2 separate regions of the Mus musculus genome follow, and region 2 is linked to region 1. Evidence: chromatin contacts called from ENCODE Hi-C or POLR2A ChIA-PET data. All regions are on one chromosome and are shown on one strand. Each heading gives the region's core, a stretch centred on a gene start or an enhancer-like site at or near the end of the contact. The rest is flanking DNA. Distances are from core to core; before and after follow the strand shown. Region 1 holds the start of Dhx9 (DEAH (Asp-Glu-Ala-His) box polypeptide 9). Region 2 overlaps Npl (N-acetylneuraminate pyruvate lyase).

Region 1 (3,633 bases), core at 74-2,573:
GGCAGTGGCAGGCGGATTTGAGTTCGAGGCCAGCCTGGTCTACAGAGTGAGTTCCAGGATAGCTGGAGCTATACAGAGGAAACCCTATCTCGAAAAACCAAAAAAACAAACAAAAACCCCACAACTTCTTTTACAGACCTAGAACTTATCCTCTTGTCGAGAGCCTAGATGGATGCCAAATTTTCCATCATGTCACATCTGCCCTGCTGTTTTGGCTCCAGAAATGCCTCCACTATTACTCGTTTGTTTTTCTACAGCTCCTCTCTCACTTGCCACCACTACCTGATACGTATACACGTATACTCGTATACACACACATATCGGAATAAATCAAATTTTGTTTTATGAGACAAGATTTCTATGTGTAGTAGCCCCGGACTCAAGAGATCGAACAATACCTTCCACCACCAAACCCCAGTGCTGGAATGAAAGGCTAGAGTCATGGCTCCCAATTTTGTGTTTTCATTCTTGCCACCCGGAAACAAATTCTTTCATCTCTTTTCGCACCCTCAGGTCACGTGGCCGGCCCTCCCTTCCTCCAGGAAGGTCTGGCCTTAGGCGTAACTGATCTCTCATTGCCCTTTGGAGCGGATACACTGTGCACCTCAAAGCCAGACTCAGGCTCGTGCACCCCTCAGACTGAGGCGCCCTCCCTTTCGACCGTTATCTACAGCGGGGCTATCCCGTTGCGCGGTGTAATTCCGCCATCACTTACTAAATCATGCATTCATTTTCCTACCACCTGCTCCTCATCCCGCCCCACCCAGCCATGCCCCGTCACCAGTGCGGAGCGGGAGGACCTGCAGCGAAGCCCCGGACCCCAAAGCGGGCACCCCCACGGGGCCCGGGTGTCCCGGATTAGAACCGCGGACGACCCCCCACCACCACGCGCCGGGTGGCGTCGAGCCGCTACCCCTACACGCAACTGATTACAGACACCCGCCGCCCGTCAGGCCGAGTGAGGAAGAGGCCTCCGAGAGCGGCCAGTCTGTGCAAGGAACCCCAGGGCCTAGGGCCACGGGAGCTCCGCTGCGCGAGGCGCCCACGGCCCGTAAATCCGGGTACCCGCCGCGCTGCCCCTCCCCCACACGCTCGCCCGCCCGCGCCTCACAACAAAGCCACGGCTGAGCCGCGGAGGCCGGCGTCGGCCCGCAGCAATGAGCCCGCGTCCGGGGCCGCAACGCCCCCTTTCTTACCCTCCTCCGCTTTTCCGTGCCCGAGAGCACAGCCTTCTTAGGCGAGTTCGCAGCGCCAACCTTCCACGAGAACGGCGAAAGAACACACCTCACCCGCATGGAAGCAGCGGCGAAATGGCTCCGACTGCAGGACCCAGGGGGCGGAGTCGGCGACTCGCGCCTGCGCGGTAGGCCAACTCCGGAGCCAGCACGCCCCGAGGGGGCGGGGCTTGAACCACTTCCGGGCGCCAAACCTGAGGTCGCGCGAGATCTGCTGGCCTAGGCCCATAATTTCCTGTCAGTCGCTAACCAGCTTGGTTTCTGGAAGTTATGTCTCCTTGCCTTTGTCTTTGTAGAGCAAGCTAGCCCACCACTTAACGCAGTCCACTTGCCTCCACCTCTGAAGGCAAAATTTAGAGACATGCCACCATGGATCTCCTTTTTGATAGTTTATCTTACGTAAGGGCAGTGTTACAGGATTAATCCTTTCAGAGTTTATCAGAATAGCCACTTTAAAATATGCCAAAGCAATGTATTTATGGGTGCTGTATGTTAAAATACAAGGACTGAAGTATTTCTGCTTCATCAAAATGCTGCAGGCAGCCGGGCAGTAGTGGCGCATGCCTTTAATCCCAGCACTTGGGAGGCAGAGGCAGGCAGATTTCTGAGTTCGAGGCCAGCCTGGTCTACAAAGTGAGTTCCAGGACAGCCAAGCCTACACAGAGAAACCCTGTCTCGAAAAACCAAAAGAAAAAGAAAAAAGAAAAGAAATAAAATGCTGCAGGCAGTGTGTAGCATGGTGGCACTTGCCTCCAGTCACAGCACCCAGGAAACAGAGACTGACAGACCTCCGTAAGTTCAAAACAGTCTGGTCTATGTTTAAGGAAGGCCAGGGCAACATAATGAGATCCTGTCTAAACAGCAAAGGAACAAAAACCTTAGAAGTTAAAAGCACTTGTTGCTCTTGTGGAAGGCTTGGATTCAGTTCTCAATCACACAGTGGCTCACACACAACCATAACCTCCATTCCAGGGGACCCAGCAGGTACAACCATGGTGCACTGACCTACAGGCCATAAGACATAAAGTAAAATGAATCTAAGACAAGAAAGAGAGCCCTGGCTTATTGGTTTATTGCCAGGGGTGGTGGTATATGCCATTAATCCCATTGTAGTAAAACCCATTACCCCACCAAAAAGAAAACCCTAGCTCAAGACACAACTTCTCCACTTACCTTTTGGCTGGGGAGAGGGACGAGGGACTCTTTTTTTTTTTTTTTTTTTTTTTCCAAGACAGGGTTTCTTTGTGTAGCCCTGGCTATCCTGGATTTGTAAACCAGGCTGTCCTGGGACTCACAGAGATCTGTCTGCCTCTGCCCCACCCCTCACCCCTCAGGCTGGGATTAAAGGCATGCTCCCAATTATCTCAAAATCCTGTGTTTTGTTTAGCTTCAAGTGAGAAGACTCTTGAGTTTAATACTTGTTTTGAGGGGTGTTGTATTTTTGAAGTACTGAAGAGTAACTCAAGGTTACCCTACTACTAAGCTACACTCAAGCCCAGCATCCCCAACCTAGTTGTCTGTTTGTTGTTGTTTTGTGAAAACTAGCATGCCTCAAGCCCCGATTTGATCTCCACCCATGCGAACAGAATTATGGAAACTTCCAAAGGAGAACGGTGTTTAAAACTCCTCAGGCCAGAGGGTGAGTGCAGCCCTCTGCTGGTCGGCTTGCCTAGTGTGCAGAGACAAGGGAGTCAGCGCAGAACACACAGACTGACAGAAATTTCACTTCTGCTACTTTCACCAACCCTTTCTCTATTTTAAGGACCTGCCTCCTTCACACGGTGTTCTAAATTCTACAGGGCCCCTGTGGGGTGGCTTCTTCCTCTCTGCTCATGTGACTTTGTCTGAAAATAAAAATGCAGATCTTGACCCCGGGTGATCCAGCTTCCAAACTTTCCAAAGCCCGCAGAGAAAAAAAGACTTGGCCCATTGAGAGGATCTTCTTTTTTTATTTTTATTTTTTAAAGATTTATTTTATTATTATATCTAAGTACACACTGTTACACTGTTGCTGTCTTCAGATGCACCAGAAGGAAGCCTCAGATCTCATTACAGATGGTTGTGAGCCACCATGTGGTTGCTGGTATTTGAACACATGACTTATGGAAGAGTAGTCAGTGTTCTTAACCACTGAGCCATCTCTCCAGCCCGAGAGGATTTTCTACCCATTGTCTCACTGTGACCTTCCCGCCCTTGAACTTACCCCAAGAAAAAGATTTGAGACAAAAAAAAAAAAAAAAAAAAAATCCCCAGAGACAGCAGGATATCTATTTCCTCCCCCTAATTTCTGTCTCTTGGGATATTTGGTAGAAAGGAGAGCAGTATGAACCTTGATTCCAGGAAGAGAACTGAAGAAAAAAAAAGAGCTGGGCTCAGTGGAGAGAGTGCTGCTTGGAGT
Region 2 (3,451 bases), core at 663-3,162, 45 kb after region 1:
CTATAAAAGGGGCTGCTTGCCCCCCTCCTCACTCTCCTCTCTTGCTCTCCTATCCTCTTCCCATTTTGTCCCTTTTCTCCGCCCTCCTTCTCCCCCATCTCTCTTCACCTGTTCATGGCCAGCCTCTACTCTCTCTCTCTCTTTCTCTCTCTCTCCCCCTTTCTCTAACTCTACTACATCCCCAACTCCCCTCCCCATGCCCTAAATAAATTCTATTCTATACTATACCATCGTGTGGCAGGTCCCTCAGGGGAAAGGGATGCCTCAGCATGGCCTGCAGAGTCCCCTTCCCCCACATAGTACCAAACCTCCAAACATATCCCTGGCATCCTTTTCTTTTTTATAAAACACAACAGCATGCAGAAAGGAAAATTTTGTAAAAGACCACAGCAAGGCAGTTCTTTCAGAATCCAAATGTACATAGGCTTTCTTCAAAACATCTGGAGATAGAACTCTTCTACTCAAGAGCTTCATCTAAAGTAAAAGATATAGCAGGAAATGTGGATTCGAGGGCTGAGCCAGATCACCGGGTCCTGACTGGCATTAAAGGGAGTGTGCTCAGTTCCCAGGACATGCAGGACTCTGCAGCTAAGAACATGAGCTCCGTTTACCAAGAACATAACATGGGATGGGACAGATGGCTCAGTGGTTATGAGCACTGGCTTGTTCTTTCAGGACCTGGGTTCAATTCCAAGCACTAACATGGTGGCTTACAATTGTCTGTAACGCAAGTGTTTTAATAAAAAAAGAAAAAGAAGCCAGGGACATGTTTGGAAGAGGCATGAACTTGTATGGTGCATGGGAAGGGGGTACCTCTGCTCGCCCATGCTGAGGCATCCCTTCCCTCTGAGGTACAGTCACAGGAAGGTATAGAATAGAAAAGAGAGCCGGGCCGGGTGTGGTGGCGCGCACGCCTTTAATCCCAGCACTCGGGAGGCAGAGGCAGGCGGATTTCTGAGTTCGAGGCCAGCCTGGTCTACAAAGTGAGTTCCAGGACAGCCAGGGCTATAGAGAGAAACCCTGTCTCCAAAAACCAAAAAGAGTTTATTTAGGGCATGGGGATGGGAGTTGAGGAGGTAGAAGAGATGGAGAAAGACAAAGAGAGTAGAGACTGACCTTGAACACATGGAAAGAGGAGGGGAGAGGGGGGATAGAGGGGGACGAGAGGAAGAGAATAAGAGAAGAGGAGCAAGAGAAGAGAGTGAGGAGAGGGCCAGCAGTCCCCTTTATAAGGAGTCAGGCACATCTGGCTGTTGCCAGGTAACTGTAGGGCGGAACCTAGAAGAAATGCTAACAAATCTGACATCTTTTTCTGGCCTTTGTAGACAGCAAGCACACTTGTGGTACACCTACATACTGTCCCGGTTTCAGACCCGGGACAAGCAGCTGAGATGTGTATTTAACATACCAAAGCCGACCTGGCCTCCAGGTTCTTCCAGCATCCCTCAGTTCCTACCTCTTACAGGGCATGGGCACAGCCTGCCCTCTACCCTGAACTTTCCAGCCCAAGAGCTGGGCTTCCTATCATCCAGACATTTTGGTTCTCTCCTCCCCACCTCTCTCTGCATCTCTCTCTCTTCTCTCTCTGCATACATGCTTTCTCTCTTTTTCTTCCGCTCTGTCTCGCTCTCCATGGCAACTGCACTGACCCCCTTCCTTTGTGGCTGGTGAAGAGCTACTCCCCAGTAAACCTGCCTTTCTACCTTAATTTGGTTTGCATTCGCTCATTTCGTTGGCGCAGATAACTTACCACATACACTCATACAATAAAACGAATAAATAATAAAAGTATTCATAAAAAGAAAAGTGACAAGGGGGGGGCAAACTCCAGAGGAAAAGAATACAGAAAGAGGAATCCTCTGTAGGAAGAGAAAAAGCTGACCTCAGCTTCCCGGAGGAGCTGCAGCTGCGTGGCAGCAGGGCAGGACTTCCCGCCCTCCATCAAACAAAGGAAACCTCAGCCCTGCTTCTGCATTTCGCGGCCTCACAGCTCCCCTCACAGCTCCCCTCACAGCTCCCTCACAGCTCCCCTCACAGCTCCCCTCACAGCTCCCTCACAGCTCCCCTCACAGCTCCCCTCACAGCTCCCCTCACAGCTCCCCTTCCCCAGCTCGAATCCACCTTTGCACTGCTGCAGAACCACTCCCGCCCCAGGACTGAATGAAAGAGAAACTTCACGGAAAGACAGTAAGCTTGTACTGCAGGAGCCTACAGACAGACAAAGTTGAACTAAAGACATAAGAGCAACATGGCAGAGGGAGGAAGGGGGACGGACTTTGACATTAGTTAGCATGCCTAAGTCTAAAGAATAGAGCAGTCTGGAGAAAGCAAGCAACGTGGTACGCACACCTTTAATCTCAGCATCAGAGGCAGGTGAGTCTCTGAGTTCAAGCAAGCCTTGTCTATATAGTGAGATAGTCAGACCTATGTCAAAAGATCCTGTCTCAAAAAATAAAAATAAAAAATAAAATAAAAATACTAGGGCATTAGTTCCTGTCACACTGCACCTGCTATCCCAACATTTGGGTGGTGGAGACAGGAGGATCAAAAGTTCAAGGTCAGCCTAAGTTACTTAAGACCCAGTTTCAAGGACATCAAAACAAGCTGGGCGTGGTGGCACACGCCTTTAATCCCAACACTGAGGCAGAGGCAGGCGGATTTCTGAGTTCAAGGCCAGCCTGGTCTACAAAGTGAGTTCCAGGACAGCCAGGGCTATACAGAGAAACCCTGTCTAGAAAAACCAAAACCAAAAAAAAAAAAAAAAAAATCAAGGTCATCTTTGGTTACATAATGAGTTGAACCAGGCCAGCCAGGTTAACAAAAGTCTCTCCCTTAGGGGAAAATAAAAGAGTTTGGAGGGATGAGTCAATGGGTAAAGGAGCCTTGCTGAGAAGTCTAAGGATCAGAGTTCTATCCCCAGGACCCACTCGATGAAAAGACCTGACTCTTTCAAGCTGTCCTCTGACCTTCACACACACTCTCTCTTTTTTAAATTTATTTTTATTTGTGGGAGGGGTGGTGGTTTCAAGACAGGTTTCTCTGTGTATCCCTGGCTGTCCTGGAGCTCACTCTGTAGACCAGGCTGGCCTCAAACTCAGAAGCTCACACTCTCAAACATCATGATGGTGATGATAATAATAATCATAATGATAATAAAGGAACTTGGCAGGTGATTCAGCCTGCTTCAGTTCGAAAACAAACCACGGGGCAGTAGTGGCGCACACTTTTAGTTCCAACACTCCAAGGCAGAGGCAGGTGGAGCTCTGAGTTCGAGGCCAGCCTGGTCTACAGAGCAAGTTCTAGGACAGCCAGGGGGGTACAGTGAAACCCTGCTTCAAAAAAATCAAAACTTAAACCAAATCAAAATGATACCAAAAACCCAAACCACCCAAAATAGACAAATAAAAATAAACAAACATAGTAAGAAAAAAAGTCTACCTAACATCGCTCT

What was found. Hi-C counts contacts between places; a loop is a spot of excess contacts on that map. ChIA-PET counts read pairs that join two places held with the same protein, here RNA polymerase II (POLR2A).
Region 2: POLR2A ChIA-PET joins it to region 1 with 11 read pairs in embryonic stem cell. The contact joins the enhancer-like site here to the promoter of Dhx9 in region 1. A Hi-C loop is called at or near these places in 3 of 37 maps with a recorded cell type or tissue (Patski, adrenal gland and regulatory T cell). POLR2A ChIA-PET finds 5 or more read pairs at or near these places in 3 of 5 experiments (Patski and embryonic stem cell).

Annotation. Positions count from the first base shown.
Region 1 is chr1:153,486,337-153,489,969 of GRCm38, forward strand. It overlaps Dhx9 (DEAH (Asp-Glu-Ala-His) box polypeptide 9), which reads right to left and starts at 1,324. Exons shown (of 28, transcript NM_007842.2): 1 at 1,197-1,324.
Region 2 is chr1:153,530,484-153,533,934 of GRCm38, forward strand. All of the region lies in intron 4 of Npl (N-acetylneuraminate pyruvate lyase), which reads right to left. Among named protein-coding and RNA genes, the nearest start is that of Npl, 18 kb to the right of the region's middle. Within about 2 kb of position 1,913, at least 1 of the 3 ENCODE cell types and tissues checked has a DNase peak (open chromatin) inside an H3K27ac peak, as active enhancers do.